2 separate regions of the Homo sapiens genome follow, and region 1 is linked to region 2. A link is a loop called in an ENCODE intact Hi-C map of the cell type or tissue named here. Cell type or tissue: mammary epithelial cell. All regions are shown on one strand. Links, peaks and the distances in the headings refer to the core of each region. The heading gives the core; the rest is flanking DNA. Region 1 overlaps CYP2S1 (cytochrome P450 family 2 subfamily S member 1). Region 2 holds the start of LOC107985329 (a long non-coding RNA gene).

Evidence for each region. Peaks named below come from ENCODE experiments on the same cell type or tissue, not always from the same donor. Only the 100,000 strongest peaks of a DNase experiment are listed, where the experiment ranks them.
Region 1: a loop joins it to region 2, with 7 times the contacts of the local background. A loop is called at or near these places in 24 of 110 quality-filtered maps.

The regions. Positions count from the first base shown.
Region 1 is chr19:41,202,544-41,211,279 of GRCh38, forward strand. CYP2S1 (cytochrome P450 family 2 subfamily S member 1) reads left to right here. Exons shown (of 9, transcript NM_030622.8): 7 at 907-1,094; 8 at 3,415-3,556; 9 at 3,737-4,996. The coding sequence ends at 3,945. Among named protein-coding and RNA genes, the nearest start is that of AXL, 12 kb to the right of the region's middle. RefSeq lists an enhancer at 4,475-5,252. In mammary epithelial cell, for the core only: CTCF peaks have their summits at 1,915 (motif pointing right) and 3,616 (motif pointing right); a DNase peak (open chromatin) is centred at 1,928.
Region 2 is chr19:41,444,704-41,453,486 of GRCh38, forward strand. It overlaps LOC107985329 (a long non-coding RNA gene), which reads right to left and starts at 4,889. Exons shown (of 2, transcript XR_001753941.2): 1 at 4,806-4,889; 2 at 4,232-4,386. ERICH4 (glutamate rich 4) reads left to right here. Exons shown (of 2, transcript NM_001130514.3): 2 at 1-62. RefSeq lists an enhancer at 4,506-4,565. In mammary epithelial cell, for the core only: CTCF peaks have their summits at 3,470 and 4,830 (motif pointing right); a DNase peak (open chromatin) is centred at 4,818; H3K4me3 peaks cover 322 bases.

The DNA of each region.
Region 1 (8,736 bases), core at 1-5,000, 240 kb before region 2:
CTTTGGGAGGCTGAGGTGGGAGGATCACTTGAGGCTAGGAGTTCAAGATCAGCCTGGGCAGCATAATGAGGCCCTGTCTCTACCGAAAATAGAAAAATTAGCTGGGTGTGGTGGTGCGTGCCTGTGGTCATAGCTACTCAGGAGACTGAGGTGGAAGGATCACCTGAGCCCAGGAGGTGAGATGAAGGCTATTACAGTGAGCCGTCATTGTACTACTGCACCAGCCTGGGCAACAGAGTAAGACCCTGTCTCAAAAAAAAAAGAGAGAGAGAGAAGGCCAGGTACGGTGGCTCACATCTGTAATCCCAGCACTTTGGGAGGCCAAGGCAGGTGGATCACCTGAGGTCAGGAGTTCGAGACCAGCCTCGCTAACATGGTGAAACCCTGTCTCTATTGAAAATACAAAAATGAGCTGGGCATGATGGCAGGCGTCTGTAGTCCCAGCTACTCGGGAGGCTGAGGTGGGAGAATCTCCTGAACCCGGGAGGCGGAGTTGCAGCAAGCCAGGATCGCGCCACTGCACTCCAGCCTGGGTGGCAGAGCGTGTAATCCCAGCTACTCAGGAGGCTGAGGCGGGAGAATCGCTTGAATCCGGGAGGCAGAGGTTGTGGTGAGCCAAGATCGCACCATTGCACTCCAGCCTGGGCAACAAGAGCAAAACTCCGTTGCAAAAAAAAATAATAATAATAAAATGAAATAAAATAAAATAAAATAAGAGAGAGAGAAGATAGATGGAACACCCAACACACAAGATGTGTGGTCTTTGGGCTCAGTGAGGGCTGGGGGACCACTCCTCCCCACCTGTCAGCCTCACCCCAAACTACAGCTATGCAAGCAGATGGGCTTCTGAGAGGAGGATCCCTGGGCCCTACCCCCGTCTGACTCCTGCCCTCCTCTTGCTTGCAGAGTGGGTACGTGAGGAGCTGAATCGGGAGCTGGGGGCTGGCCAGGCACCAAGCCTAGGGGACCGTACCCGCCTCCCTTACACCGACGCGGTTCTGCATGAGGCGCAGCGGCTGCTGGCGCTGGTGCCCATGGGAATACCCCGCACCCTCATGCGGACCACCCGCTTCCGAGGGTACACCCTGCCCCAGGTGGGTATGCGTATGGCTGCCACCCATGGTTCTCTGCCTCGGGGCCTGAGCCCGGGTGGTTTGCTGTCAGTGTCTCCCTGACTTTTTCTTGATCTTAGTGTCTCTCTCTCTCTCTCTCTGTCTTTATCTCCCTCTCTTTCTCTGTCTCTGTCTTCCTCCTCCACTCCTACCCCCCTGCATCTTTCTTCTCCTTCTTTCTCTGACACCCCCTCCCTTTCTGCATATATTTTTTTTCTTTTTTTGAGACAGAGTCTCGCACTGTCGCCCGGGCTGGAGTGCAATGGCGTGATCTCAGCTCACTGCAACCTCCGCCTCCCAGGTTCAAGTGATTCTCCTGCCTCAGCCTCCTGAGTAGCTGGGATTACAGGTGCCCACCACCACGCCCAGCTAATTTTTTGTATTTTTAGTAGACACGGGGTTTCATTATGTTGGTCAGGCTGGTCTTGAACTCCTGACCTCGTGATCTGCCCGCTTCGGCCTCCCAAAGTGCTGGGATTACAGGCGTGAGCCACCGCACCCAGCCATGCTTTCTGCATCTTTTAACTCTTTCTGTTTCTTTTTGGTTTGTGTTTTCTTCCCCTTTGACTCTATCTCTGGGCCCCATCTGCCCCACAGATCTCCCAATTCTACCTCCTTCCAAGGTGGTTGGGACAATCGAATGAGGTAACATACAGAGAAGCAGTTTGAAAACTGAGGAGCAAGTCCAGGACTAAGGGAAGCCCTCTTGACCCTTAGCCCCTGCTGCAGACACATTCTCTCCTCTGTCTCTCTCTCTCAATCTCAGTGCCCTTCACTGGAGAGCAGCTCCGATGCAGAACCAAAAGGGGGCGATGTTTCCCCAGAAACCCCAGCAGTTTATGCAAGCAGCTCCCTCCTCCACCTTCACTGCAGAATCAAACCTATGGCAGTTAGGATCCAGTGCTGCTATGCTGCTATTTTCTTTTTCTTCTTCTTCTTTTTTTTTTTTTTTTTTTTTCCGAGATGGAGTCTCGCTCTGTTGCCCAGGCTGGAGTGCACTGGCGTGATCTCGGCTCACTGCAACCTCCGCCTCCCAGGTTCAAGCAATTCTCTTGCCTCAGCCTCCTGGGTAGCTGGGATTACAGGTGTATGCCACCACACCCGGCTAATTTTTGTCTTTTTAGTAGAGATGGGTTTTCACCATGTTGGTCAGGCTGGTCTCAAACTCCTGACCTCATGAACTGCCTGCCTCGGCCTCCTAAAGTGCTGGGATTACAGGCGTGAGCCACTGCACCTGGCCTACCCCCTCCTGTTTTGTAGATGGGGCCTTGGGCAAATCACTTCCCCCCCTGAACCTCAATATATCCCTCCTCTACATTAGAAACAATAATAGTATCAACTTGAAGCTGTAAGATAATGCTTGTAAAACAAACACCAACTCAACTCTTGGGAACCGGTCCTGTGTACCAGGCAGCAACAATTTAATGATGATAATGACAGGTATCCAGGCTTGAGGACCTGCTCTGCACCAGGGGTTATTCTGAGTGCTTTGCATATCTATTATCTCATTTAATCTTTAAAGCAACCCTATACCATTATCATGCCCATCTTACAGATAAGGAAACTGAGAGCTTGAAAAGTTTTTAGAGGATTTGCCAAGGTCCCCCAGCCTGCAAATAGTAGATTCAAGATTTGAACTCAGAGACTATGCCTTAACTACTATTCTTTGCCTTTCTTTCTTTCTTTTTTTCTTTCTTTCTTTCTTTCTTTCTTTCTTTCTTTCTTTCTCTCTCTCTCTTTCTTTCTCTCTTTCTTTCTTTCTTTCTCTCTCTCTCTCTTTCTTTCTTTTCTTTTTCTTTCTCTCTCTCTCTCTTTCTTCCTTTCTTCCTTCCTCCCTTCCTCCCTTCCTCCCTTCCTGTCTTCCTCTCTTTCTCTCTTTCTTTCTTGACAGGGTCTCTCTTTGTCTCCCAGGCTGGGGTGCAGTGGTACAAGCATAGCTCACAGCAGCCTTGAACTCCTAGGCTCAAGTGATCCTCCCACGTCAGCCTCCTGAGCAGCTGGGACAACGGGCTCATACCACCATGCCTGGCTAATTTTTTAATTTTTCCTAGAGACAAGGTCTTGTTATATTGCCCAGGCTGGTCTCAAACTCCTGGGCTCAAATGCTTCTCTCACCTCAGCCTCCCACGTGGCTGGGATTACAGGCATGAGCCACTGCACGCCACTCAACACTCCACAAATGTTGATGCCATTAGGTTTTGTGAACTAGTGTCCCTGGCACCCGAGACTTGTACTCCACACTCGAGGACCAAATGGACTGGGGTGGGAAGGGGTTTATAGTTTCATTATTATTTCCCCTCAGGGCACGGAGGTCTTCCCCCTCCTTGGCTCCATCCTGCATGACCCCAACATCTTCAAGCACCCAGAAGAGTTCAACCCAGACCGTTTCCTGGATGCAGATGGACGGTTCAGGAAGCATGAGGCGTTCCTGCCCTTCTCCTTAGGTATCTGCTGCAGCCCTGGGTATCACAAGCAGGTGCTGGCGAACTCCAGGCATCTGTGCCAGCTGGGGGCACCCTTCTGCACCCTGGGCTTACTGTTGGCTCCTCCACCTGCTGTTCCCCCCGTGGGCCTGGGTGTGAGGAATACTGACTCAGCCCTCTCTCTCTCTCTCTCCTCACCAGGGAAGCGTGTCTGCCTTGGAGAGGGCCTGGCAAAAGCGGAGCTCTTCCTCTTCTTCACCACCATCCTACAAGCCTTCTCCCTGGAGAGCCCGTGCCCGCCGGACACCCTGAGCCTCAAGCCCACCGTCAGTGGCCTTTTCAACATTCCCCCAGCCTTCCAGCTGCAAGTCCGTCCCACTGACCTTCACTCCACCACGCAGACCAGATGAAGGAAGGCAACTTGGAAGTGGTGGGTGCCCAGGACGGTGCCTCCAGCCTCAACAGTGGGCATGGACAGGGTTAATGTCTCCAGAGTGTACACTGCAGGCAGCCACATTTACACGCCTGCAGTTGTTTTCCGGAGTCTGTCCCACGGCCCACACGCTCACTTGACTCATGCTGCTAAGATGCACAACCGCACACCCATACACAACTACAAGGGCCACAAAGCAACTGCTGGGTTAGCTTTCCACAGACATAAATATAGTCCATCTGCAATCACAAGCACATAGCCAGGTAACCCACCAACTCCCCTGGATCTGCAGCCCACACGTGGGAGTCTGGCTGTCACCTTCACAAGCCACAGAAACGGCCACACATGTTCACAGCTCACACGCCCTCTCCATTCATCGAACTTCTCAGTGTCCCTGTCCCTGGTGCCTGGCACAGGGAACAGCATGCCCCCTCCGGGGTCATGCCACCCAGAGACTGTCGCTGTCTATGGCCCCAACTCATGCTCCCTCTCTTGGCTACACCACTCTCCCAGCCTGTGACCACCGATGTCCACACACCCCCAACCACTTGTCCACACAGCTACCCACGTACGACATCGTCCTGGCTCCCCAGAGTATCTTCCCACTGAGACACGCCGCCCCCACAGAGGCACAGTCCCCAGCCACCTCTGCAACTGCAGCCCTCAGTCACCCCTTTTTAAGCACCCTGATTCTACCAAATGCAAACACATCTGGGTCTGCGATTATGCACAGAGACTTTGGACATACGAGGACCCTCAGACCGGAGGAACACCTGCCCAACCCCAACACGTGCTTATGTAACCACGTGGAAAGCGGCCCCTGCTGCCCCTCCACACACACATACACACTCACTGATCTACAGCCCCTGTTCGGCGTCAGAGTCCCCACTAGACCCAGTGGAAGGGGTTAGAGACCAAGTAGGGGCCAGTTTCCAATTCACCCTGTCAGGGAGTGAGCCGGATCTGACGTTCCTTGTGACTTAAGGGTCCGGCTTGGGAATTAAAGTTTGTTTCTGGCCTTTAGCCTACTGCGTGTGTGACCCGTGTCAGTCACTGTGAGTAAGGGGTGGGGACAGGGGAGTCCACCCCTCCCCTGAGGCTGGGCGGGAGCTGAAAAACATGGCCACCGCCCACCCTGGCTGTTGACATCAGGACCAGATGTGGAGCTGGGAGGAGGGGCAGGGCTGGTGACGCCCTGGGCCTCATTTCCAAAAAGGGCCAAGGTGTCCGGCGGTGGGAAGTGGGCAAGGAGGGGGTAACCCAAGCTGGACTGTGGACCTTGGGGGCTTCCTCAGCCAGGGAGAGCCTGAAGCCAACTAGATCCAGACCCTAGAGACTCTTCAAACTTGAGTACAGGAACTAGCTTGCAACACAGACTCTAAGCCCACTCCCATTTCTTCCACCCTTTTTCTCTTGCCTCCCCTTCACAAGGAAACCAGAGGCATTTGTAAATTTCCTTTCTTTTTTTTTTTTTTTTTTTTTTTGAGACGGAGTCTCACTCTGTCACCCAGGCTGGAGTGCAGTGGTGTGATCTTGGCTCACTGCAGCCTCCGCCTCCGGGTTCAAGCCATTCTCCTGCCTCAGCCTCCCAAGTAGCTGGGATTACAGGTGTGTGCCACCACGCCCAGCTAATTTTTGTATTTTTAGTAGAGATGGGGTTTCACCATGTTGGCCAGGCTGGTCTCGAACTCCTGACCTCAGATGATCTGCCAGTCTCGGCCTCCCAAAATGCTGGGATTACAGGCGTGAGTCGCTACTAGATAAATTTCTTATCTAGCAAAGAAGTTTGCAAACATACGCAAAAGTAGAAAGATACAATGAGCCCCCAGGTGCCCATCACCCAGCCTCATTTCAATAGTCATCAACTTTCTGCAGCTTTTACTTCATCTATATCCTTTTCTGCCTCTTTTTTTTTTTTTTTATTTTGAGATAGGGTTTTGCTTTGTTGCCCAAGCTGGGGTGCAGTAGCATGATCTCATAGTTCACTGTGGCTTCAGACTCCTAGGCTCAAGTGATCCTCCCGCCTCGGCCTCCAAGCAGCTGGGACTACAGATGCGTGCCACCACACCCAGCTAAATTTCTTATTTTTATTTTCTATAGAGAAAGTCTCACTATACAGCCTGTGCTGGTCTCAAATTCCAGGCCTCAAGAGTTTCCATCCCAGCCTCCCAAAGTGCTGGGATTATAGGCGTGAGTCACTGCACCCTGCCCTGATATTTTTATTTTATCTATTGCTTTTTATTTACTTATTTATCTTTTATTTTTGAGACAGAGTCTCACTCTGTTGCCCATGCTGGAGTGCAGTGGCATCATCTCGGCTCACTGTAACCTCCGCCTCTTAGGTTCAAGCAGTTCTCCTGCCTTGACCTCCCGAGTAGCTGGAATTACAGGTGCCTGCCACCAAGCCTGGCTAATTTTTTTATTTGTAGTAGAGATGGGGTTTTGCCATGTTGACCAGGCTGGTCTCGAACTCCTGACCTCAGGTGATCTGCCCACCTTGGCCTCCCAAAGTGCTGAGATTACTGGTATGAGCCACCGTGCCTGGCCACCTATTGCTTTTTAAAGATTATTTTTTTATTATTATTATTTTTTTATTTGAGATGGAGTTTCGCTATTGTTGCCCAGGCTGGAGTGCAATGGCGTGATCTCAGCTCACCGCAACCTCCGCCTCCCAGGTTCAAGCGATTCTCCTGCCTCAGCATCCCTAGTAGCTGGGATTACAGGCATGCACCACCATGTCCAGCTAATTTTGTATTTTTAGTAGAGACGAGGTTTCTCCAGGTTGGTCAGGCTGGTCTCAAACTCCCAACCTCAGGTGATCCGCCCATCTCGGCCTCCCAAAGTGCTGGGATTACAGGTGTGAGCCACCGCGCCTGGCCTTAAAGATTATTTTAAGGCAAATTACAGAAAGCAATTTAATGCACATTTCTGAGAGTTAAAGATATTTTTGCCCTTGACATTTTATGAGGACAGTTTTCAAACATGCAGCAAAGTTGAGGGAATTGTACAAGGAACACCTTGTGCACTTCCTGGGTTCTCCCACTAGCACTTTGCTACACTGCTTTCTGACGTTTCTACACACCTGACCACCAGCTCAGGATTTATTTATTTATCTATTTATTTTGAGACAGAGTTTTGCTCTTGTTGCCCAGACTGGAGTGCAATGGTGTGATCTCGGCTCACGGCAACCTCCACCTCCTGGGTTCAAGTGATTCTTCTGCCTCAGCCTCCCAAATAGCCGGGATTACAGGCATGCGCCACCACGCGTGGCTAATTTTTGTGTTTTTAGTAGAGACGGGATTTCTCCATATTGGTCAAGCTGGCCTCAAACTCCCGACCTCATGTGATCTGCCTGCCTCTGCCTCCCAAAGTGCTGGGACTACAGGTGTGAGCCACTGCGCCTGGCCAATTTTTTTTTTTTTTAGACGAAGTCTCACTCTGTCACCCAACCTGGAGTGCAGTGGCATGATCTTGGCTCACTGCAGCCTCCACCTCCCAGGTTCAAGCGATTCTCCTGCCTCAGCCTCCTGAGTAACTGGGATTACCAGCGAGCGCCTGGTTAATTTTTGTTTTTTTAGTACAGATGGGGTTTCATCGTGTTGGCCAGGTGTGAGCCACCATGCCCAGACCAGTTCAGGACTTTTTAGGCATTTCCGAGTAAACGCACGTATCAGTTCATCAAAAAACTTAAGCAATGCATATATCATTAGCGAAAGCTTCTTTTTTAAAAAAAAAAATCCAAGATGTTAACACTTTATTGGCTTAAGTTCTATAGAGATAGCACAAAACAGAGAATAATAGAGAACTGAAAGATGAGATTGGAATCAGATCCTAACTTTGCCACCTCCTAGCTGGTCACACCTTGACTGAGGCTTTACCATCTTAAAGCCTTAATAAATTGATAAGATGTAAGAAATGTGGGCCAGGCACAGTGGCTCACACCTGTAACCCTTGTTGAGGGACCGAGGTGGGAGGATTGCTTGAGCCCAAGGGTTCAAGACCAGCCTGGCCAAAAGGGCAAGACTCTGATTCAAGGGAAAAAAAAAAAATCCAGAAAGAAATGTGAAAACTTTCAGAACTTCGTAGGAAATAAATATCTGCTAAGTTCTTCTTGGATTTAATATTATTACTATTTTTTATATGTCGGTGCACTTTGAAAAGGAATGAAGTTTAAGGTTTTCTTCTTTTAAAAGTAAGGCAATGGGGCCAGGTGCGGTGGCTCACGCCTTTAATCCCAGCACTTTGGGGAGGCTGAGGCAGGCAGATCACTTGAGGTCAGGAGTTCGAGAGCAGCCTGGACAACATGGTGAAACGCGGTCTTTACCAAAGATACAAAAACTAGCCAGGCATGATGGCAGGCACCTGTAATCCCAGCTACTCAGGAGGCTGAGACAGGAGAATTGCTTGAACCCAGCAGGCAGAGGTTGCAGTGAGCCAGGACTGTGCCACAGCACTCCAGCCTGGGTGACAGAGTAAGACTCCATCTCAAAAAAATAAAAAATTAAATTAAGGCAATGATTTGCATTCCTTTGCAGTCAAAATTCACATTCAGGGAAATCTGGAATCAGGTAGAAATACAAGCAGACCTATTTATTTAAAGAGGTGGGCTATAGCCGGGCATGGTGGCGGGCACCTGTAGTCCCAGCTACTTAGGAGGCTGAGGCAGGAGAATGGTGTGAACCCGGGAGGCAGAGCTTGCAGTGAGCCGAGATCACACCACTGCACTCCAGCCTAAGCGACAGAGTGAGACTCTGCCTCAAAAAAAAAA
Region 2 (8,783 bases), core at 2,474-7,473:
TTACTTATTGAAATAATAATATTTTGAGCATATCAGTATTAGTAAAAATATTACTAAAATTATTTTCACCTGTTTCTAAATTTTGTTTGTGTGTATTGTTCCCCTCCCTGTGTCCATATGTTCTCATTCTTTTTTTTTTTTTTTTGAGACGGAGTCTCACTCTGTTGCCCAGGCTGGAGTGCAGTGGCGTGATCTCGGCTCATTGCAACCTCCATCTCCTGGGTTCAAGCCATTCTCCTGCCTCAGCCTCCTGAGTAGCTGGGATTACAGGCTCACGCCACCACACGGAACTAATTTTTGTATTTTTAGTAGAGACGGGGTTTCACCATATTGGTCAGGCTGGTCTCGAACTTCTGACCTCGTGATCCACTCGCCTCAGCTTCCCAAAGTGCTGGGATTACAGGCATGAGCCACCTCGCCCAGCCTCATTGTTGTGTTACAAAGCACTTTCTGTTGGAAGTGAGAGTCTTTTCAGAGAAGTGAAATGTTGACAGAGGAGGTGCTGATTCCTTTCCACGGGAGTTTTCTCCTTAAAAATAAGCCGCTTCCACTTTGGGAGGCCGAGGCTGGGAAATCACTTGAGGTCAGGAGTTTCAGACCAGCCTGGCCAACATGGTGAAACCCTGTCTCTACTAAAAATACAAAAATTAGCTGGGTGTGGTGGCACGCGCCTGTAATCCCAGCTACTGGGGAGGCTGCGGCACAAGAATCACTTGAACCCGGGAGGCGGAGGCTGCAGTGAGCTGAGATCACGCCACTGCACTCCAACCTGGGAGACAGAGAGATACTCTATCTCAAAAACAATAACAACGAAAAACCAAGCTGCTTCGTTTTGTCCAGTGGAGACCCCAGGATTAGGGTGGGGTACAGGACTGGGGTTTAGGGGTTCAGGCTCCATCCCCAGCCTGGTCCTCATTAGCTAACCTGAGCCAGGTCTGCAGCTGGTGTCAGTGCTGCTGTTTGGGGGTTGGGGAGAACGTTGAAGTCACGCCTAGCAGCCAGGGAAGGGGGAAGGACACCCCACAAAGCATGCAAGCGGCAGGGCATTCTCTCTCTGTCTTGGCACTCTAGACAGAGGCCCGGGGAGTCTGGGGGTCTCTTGGCAGCTACATCTAGACAGTAGGGGTCATGGGGAATGAGGATGTTGGATGCCATGGCCCCAGGGTCTGGGTCATGCTTCACAAGTGCCAGGGTCCTCTGTCTCTTGGGGAGAAAGAGATGAGGGGGGTACAAGTGAGAGGCTGGTGGGGCGACTTGTAACAGGTGCTCACTATTCAAGAACAGCATGAGGCCGGGCGCGATGGCTCACGCCTGTAATCCCAGCACTTTGGGAGGCCGAGGCGGGCGGATCACGAGGTCAGGAGATCGAGACCATCCTGACTAACACGGTGAAACCCCGTCTCAACTAAAAATACAAAAAATTAGCCGGGTGTGGTGGCAGGCTCCTGTAGTCCCAGCTACTCGGGAGGCTGAGGCAGGAGAATGGAGTGAACCCTGGAGGTGGAGCTTGCAGTGAGCCGAGATCGCGCCACTGCACTCCAGCCTGGGCAACAGAGCGAGACTCTGTCTCAAAAAAAAAAAAAAAAAAAAAAAAAAGGACAGCTTGGAGGATGGACTCGATGTTTAAGGGGAGTTGCCCTAATCCTATGGCCTGGGCCACAGAGGTGAAATCTATGGAAGAGAGTGGGAGTTTGGGTGAAGGGGCCAGCCTCACCCGTACTGTCCTCAGCACCACACTAACTGAGCTCCTTCCAGCAGTGACCAAGTCTTTTCCAGGCCTGTCCTTCCAGATCTCCCAGACCAGTGGGAGAAGATACCCATCCCTATCCAGGGACAGCCAAGATGGTCAGGGTGGGGACAGAGGAAGTATAATCTGAGGGATCAAGGCTGAGATGGGGGAGGCACAGGAGGCGGAGGGGACCCAGAGAAGGCAACAGGCCCAGGCTGAAATGTCAGGAAAGTGATCTTAGAGGAGAATTGAGGCAACAAGGAAAAATGAGCCAAGTAAAGAAAGTGAATGAGGCTGGGTGCAGTGGTTCACGCCTGTAATCCCAGCACTTTGGGAGGCCAAGGTGGGTGGATCACCTGAGGTCAGGAGTCTGAGATCAGCCTGGCCAACATGGCAAAACCCCGTCTCTACTAAAAATACGGAAACTAGCCAGGCATGGGGGTGCATCTATAGTCGCAGCTACTCAGGAGGCTGAGGCACAATAATTGCTTGAACCCGGGAAGTGGAGGTTGCAGTCCGCCAAGATTGCACCACTGCACTCCCACCTGGGCAACAGAGTGAGACTCTGTCTCAAAAAAAAAAAAAAAAAAAGTGAATGAAAAGGATATAAAAGTAGAAAAATAGCATACACAGAAGCCATGGGGCTTATCTAGTGATCTAGCCCCCTGCTACTCAAAGTGCAGTCATTCATGGAATACAGCAGTAACAGCATTGTTACAGCTGTCTATTGCTGCATAACAAACAGCCCCCAGACATTGTTGTTTCAAAACAGTGACAGCATGCATTTTGCTCACGCATCTGCAATCTGCAGGGATCCCTCATCTCTGCTCCACGCTGTCTGAGGCTTCAGCTGGAATCATTGTTGGCGCATTTGCTCTCCTGTCTGGCGGTTGATGCTGGCTGAGGGCTGGGGGTGCCTCTGTTTCTCTCCCTGTCTTGTCTCCACATGGGCTAAGTTGGGCTCCCAAGGAGCTTAGAGGATGGGTTCCAAGGGCATGTATCCTGAGAGGGAGCCAGTCAGAAGCAACATCGCCTTGTGTAACCCAGCCTCATAAGCCATGCAGGGTCACTCTCACCATGTTGATGCCATCGTCAAGTCCTGATCAGGTTCAAAGGAAGGGGAAATAGCCGGGCGCGGTGGCTCCCGCCTGTAATCCCAGCACTTTGGGAGGCTGAGGCGGGCGGATCACCTGAGGTCGGGAGTTTGAGACCAGCCTGGCCGACATGGAGAAACCCCGTCTCTACTAAAAATACAAAATTAGCTGGGCGTGGTGGCACATACCTGTAATCCCAGCTACTCGGGAGGCTGAGGTAGAAGCATTGCTTGAACCCAGGAGGCGGAGGTTGCGGTGAGCTGAGATCACGCCATTGCGCTCCAGCCTGGGCAACAAGAGTGAAACTTCGTCTCAAAAAAATAAATAAAGGAAGGGGAAATGGACTCCACCTTTTCATGGGGGAGTACAAGGTTCTGGAGGAGCATGTGGGACCGGAAACATTGCTGAAATCATCAGTGGAAAACGCAAGTTACCCCAGCAGCCGCTTGGTAGGTGTGCTCACTCCCAGACCCATGCCAGACCAACCAAATCAGATGCTGTGCATACAAGAAGAGTTCCACCTGCTTTGTTTGCAAATTAGGTTTGAGAAATACTGTTTTAAATCACAAATGTGACACTGTTTTGAGCAGGTGGAGCAGGGAAAGAGTAATTACATTTAGAGAGCTCCCTCTGGCTGCCGCGTGGAGGTTGGATTAGAGGGCTCAAGAGTGGTGGTCCAGTAGAAAGAACCAAAAAAAAAAAAAAAAAAATGGATGAATTGAACATTATCAAAATTCCAAACCTGTGTACATCAAAAAACACTATTGAAAATAGATGGCCGGGCACTGTGGCTCACACCTGTACTTCCAGCACTTAGGGAGACTGAGGCTGACAGATCGCTTTGAGGCAGGGAGTTCAAGACCAACCTAGGCAACATGGCGAAACCTCGGCTCTACTAAAAAATACAAAAATTAGCTGGGTGCGATGGCAAGTGCCTATAACCTCAGCTACTCAGGAGGCTGAAGTGGGAGAATTGCTTGAGCCTGGCAGGTCGAGTCTGCAGTGAGCCAAGATCATGCCACTGCACTCCAGCCTGGGTGACAGAGTGAGACTGTCTCAATAAAAAAAAAAAGAAAAAGAAAATAAAAACACAACCTATATATTAGGAGAAAATAGTTGCAGAAATATATCTGATAAGGCTCTAGTATCTAGAATATATAAGGAACTTTTACAACTCAACAATGTAAAGACAAATATTAATAGTTCAGTTACAAAATGGGCAAAGAACTTGAATAGACATTTCCCCAAAGAAGATGTACAAGTTATTAAGCCAATAAGCACATGAAAAGATGCTCAACATTTGTGTCAGTAGGGTTCTTCAGAAAAACAGAATAAATTATATATATAGCTAAGTTATACGTATAATTTAATTAAGTTATGCGTATAATTATATATATAATTTATTCTGTTTTTCTGGAGGACCCAATTTATATATATAAATTGGCTCATGTAATTATGGAAGCTGAGAAGTCTCACGATCTGCCATTTGCACGCTGGAAATCGGGAAAGCTGGTGGTGTATTCAGTCCAAGTGTGAAGGCTTCATAACCAGGAGTGCAAATATCTGAGGTCAGGAGAAGATGGATGTCTCAGCTCCAAACAAATTCCCCCTTTTCCCCTCCCCTCCCCTCGCCTCCCCTCTTCTTTTTTTTTTTTTGAGACAGAGTCTCGCTCTATCGCCCAGCCTGGAGTGCAGTGGCGCGATCTCGGCAACCCCTCCGGGGTTGAAGCGATTCTCGTGTCTCAGCCTCTCGAGTAGCTGGGATTACAGGAGCGCGCCACATGTCCAGCTAATTTTTCTGTATTTTTTAGTAGAGGGGATGTTTCACCATGTTGGCCAGGCTGGTCTCAAACTCCCGTCCTCATGTGATCCACCCACCTCGGCCTCCCAAAGTGCTGGAATTACAGGCGTGAGCCACAGCGCTTAGCCAGAAAATTTTAAACATTACCCATGTTTTGGTTGTGCTTCTACTGGGCTCCCACCTGCTGTGATGCCCTGTCTCCACCAGGTGGCGCCAACACACCCCTGCAGCCCCTCCAGCCAAGGCAGACTGGACACTGAGGGGCAGGACCCGACTATGAGGTCCTTTGAGGAAGCAGGTCCTTATAGAGGGCGTCGTTGAGACAGGCTATTCCCACACAGGGGGCTCCTGTTGAGAGAGAAAGTCCAAGTTCTGGTGAGCGGGAGACAGGCAGGAATAATCACTCCTAAAGCTACCCATGTCACAATCCCTGGAACCCGTGAATGGTAACTTTTATGGCAAAAGGGCTCTGCAGTTGTTAAGGATATTGAGGTGGAGAAATTCTCCTGGGTTATGTGGGTGGCCCTCAATGGAATCCCAAGTGTGCTTGCAAGAGAGAGACAGAGGGAGCCCTGAACACAGAGAAGGTGAGGATGTGATAACAGAAGTAGGAGGGTGAGTGGTGTCAGGAAGGGGCTGGAGCGAGGGATGCAGCAGCCTCTAGAAGGTGGAGAAGCAGCACAGATGCTCCCTGAGGCCACCAGGTCAGTACAGCCCTGCTAGTACCTTCAGTTGACACTTCTGACTCCAAAGCCATAAGGACATCAATTTGTGTGGGTTTAAGTGACAGATTTGTGGCCACCTGTAGCAACAGCTACGAGAAACTCCTACAGGCAGGAACGGGGGGCAGAGGCAACGGTAATTTTCCTATTAAATATAACTTAAGCTAAAATGAAAATATCAGCAATAGAACTGATGAGACTGTGGGACAGCTGGAGCAGTCACACAGGTGCTGGGAGTGCGTGCTGGTACAAGGGCTTTGGAAAACCCTGTGGAAGTGTGTGTGACCCTGAACATACGGTATCTGGGAGCCAGCAGTTCCCCTCCTGGGCATATACTAAAGAGAAAAAGAGAAACACGTGTAGGCGCTCACCAAAGACACCTACTAGAATAGTCACAGCAGCCCAATCTTTTTTTTTTTTTTTGGAGACGGAGTCTTGCTCTGTCGCCTAGGCTGGAGTGCAGTGGCACAATCTCGGCTCACTGCAAGCTCCGCCTCCCGGGTTCACGCCGTTCTCCTGCCTCAGCCTCCCGAGTAGCTGGGACTACAGGCGCCCGCTACCATGCCCAGCTAATTTTTTTTTTTTTTGGTATTTTTAGTAAAGACGGGGTTTCACCGTGTTAGCCAGGATGGTCTCGATCTCCTGACTTCGTGATCCGCCCGCCTCGGCCTCCCAAAGTGCTGGGATTAGAGGCGTGAGCCACTGCGCCCGGCCACAGCAGCCCAATCTTAATAGCTTCAAACAGGAAGTTACCCAAATGCCCATCAGCAGGAATGGTGGTGTCCCACCCCTTCCATTGAGAGTGGGGTCTGTGTGCCAGTCCCCTGAGTATGGGTGGGCTTGTGACTTCTAACACTAATAAGTGTGGGGAAAATGAACTGATGTGACATCTAAGGCTGAATCATAAGAAGTGTGAGCTTTGGCCGGGCGCGGTGGCTCATGCCTGTAATCCCAGCACTTTGGGAGGCCGAGGCAGGCGGATCGCCTGAGGTCAAGAGGTCAAGACTAGCCTGGCCAACAAGGTGAAACCCCGTCTCTACTAAAAATACAAAAATTAGCTGGGCTTGGTGGCAGGCGCCTGCAATCCCAGCAACTTGGGAGGCTGGAGCAGGAGAATCGCTTGAACCTGGTAGGCGGAGGCTGCAGTGAGCTGAGATCGTGCCACTGCACTCCAGCCTGGGTGATAGAGCAATATTTCATCTCAAAAAAAAAAAAAAAAAAGAAAAGTGTGATGCTGTGTAAGAAACCCAACTGCTTCAGGATCACCATGTTGGAGAGGTCATGTGTAGGGCTCAGGTGACTGTCCCAGCTGAGCCGAGCCTTCTGGCTGTCCCCACCATAGTTTCAGACCTGTGAGTGAAGAATCATCTTATACATAGAGGCCTCATCCCCAGCTGTTCCAACCCTGAGCTTTTCAGTCACCCTGAGCCATTCGCCTCACCCCTGCGGAGGCTTTAGCATCATGGAGCAGAGACAAAACTCCTTGGGTTTGACTTTTCAGAATTTTTGATCCACAGAATCATGGAATTGTCACACCATTTAGTTGGGAGTGGGGTTGTTACATAGCAGCAAATAACCAAACACAAATAATAAATAAGTTATGGGATAGTCATGCAATGGAATGTTTACACAGTATCTACTTGTAGATGATATGTCTTCTCCCTCAAACAGAAAGTAAGGGTTCAAGAGCTAAGCTATGAAGATGCAAAGGCATAAGAATGATACAATGGACTTCAGGGACTCCGGGGGAAAGGGTGGGAAGGGGGTGAGGGATAAAAGACCACAAATTGGGTTCAGTGTATACTTCTCAGTTGATGGGTGAACCAAAATCTCACAAATCACAACTAAAGAAATTACTCATGTAACAAAATACCACCTGTTCCCCAAAAACTTATGAAAATAAAATTAAAAAAAAAATCATACATAGGCGGGGCGCAGTGGCTCAACGCCTATAATCCCAGAATCTTGGGAGGCCGAGGCGGGCAGATTATTTGAGATCAGGAGTTTGAGACCAGCCTGGCCAATATGGTGAAACCCCGTCTCTATTAAAAATACAAAAATTAGCTGGGTGTGGTGGCTCACTCCTGTGGTCCCAGCTACTTGGGAGGCTGAGGCAGGAGAATTGCTTGAACCCAGGAGGCAGACTTTGCAGTGAGTCGAGATCACGCCATTGCACTCCAGCCAGGGCGAAGAAGTGAGACTCCATCTCAAAAAAAAAAAAAAAAAAAAAAATTGTGTGTCATTGGCATTAACTTTTTTTAGTAAAGAAAAAAATGGAAAAACAAAAAAAAATGGAGATATGAGAGGATAATCACCCTCATATATTTAAATCTGTTATATATATGAAATTTGTGCCCGGGCATGATATTGGTTTTGATTATTTTTATTTGCTTGAGAAGTATACCTAGGTTTTTCTTTTTTTCTTTTTCCTTTTTCTTTTTTTGTTTTGAGATGGAGTCCCGCTCCCATCACACAGGCTGGAGTGCAGTGGCGAAATCTCGGCTCATTGCAATTTTCACCTCCCGGGTTCAAGCGATTCTCCTTCCTCAGTCTCCCAAGTAGCTGGGATTACAGGCATGAGCCACCATGCCCTGCCCTTCCTGCTCCTCTTGAGTATGTCTAGTAATTGACACACTTGGCTGTCCACACTTCTTGGCCTTACAGACACTGTGCTCTATAACATGACTCTTAGGTCTCTGCAGGGCAGCCCCCACTTGTTGCAGGCTGACGCTGCTGCCTCCTCCTCAGGCCCACCTTGCTTCCCATGGCATAGTGCTGGCCTTAGCCACTCCCAGATACTTTCATCACACTGGTGCTATGAAGCCCTGCCCTGTAACTGTCCCCTGCTTTGAGCTTTGACCTATGAAAAATGACCATCACTTGCATCTCAGTGATGCTAGTGTCCCTCTCACTACCGCAGTGCTCACCAGCCCTCCTCACCATCCTAGTCAGCTACTGGGTTATTTTCTTCTGTAAAAGGCACGTTCTGGCCTGGCGCGGTGCTGCAGACCATCAGCACCTCTGTGATGAGGTGCTCACTGCCATCTTGTGGTGGGGGGGGGTCATCTAAACCCAGAAGTGATTGTCACGGTTGGCTTTCTAGAATCTTTGCTGGAATCACATGTTGGGGATCATGTTCTCTAAAAGCAAAGCATGAGGAGGTGATTCAAGAGGTGCATTGGGCCAGGCACAGTGGCTCACACCTGTAATCCCAGCACTTTGGAAGGCTGAGGCAGGAGGATCAACTGAGGTCAGGAGTTCGAAACCAGCCTGACCAACATGGAGAAACCCGTTTCTACTAAAAATACAAAATTAGCTGGGCGTGGTGGTGCATGCCTGTAATCCCAGGTACTTGGGAGGCTGAGGAAGGAGAATCACTTGAACCCGCGAGGCAGAGGTTGTGGTGAGCTGAGATTGCGCCATTGCATTCCAGCCTG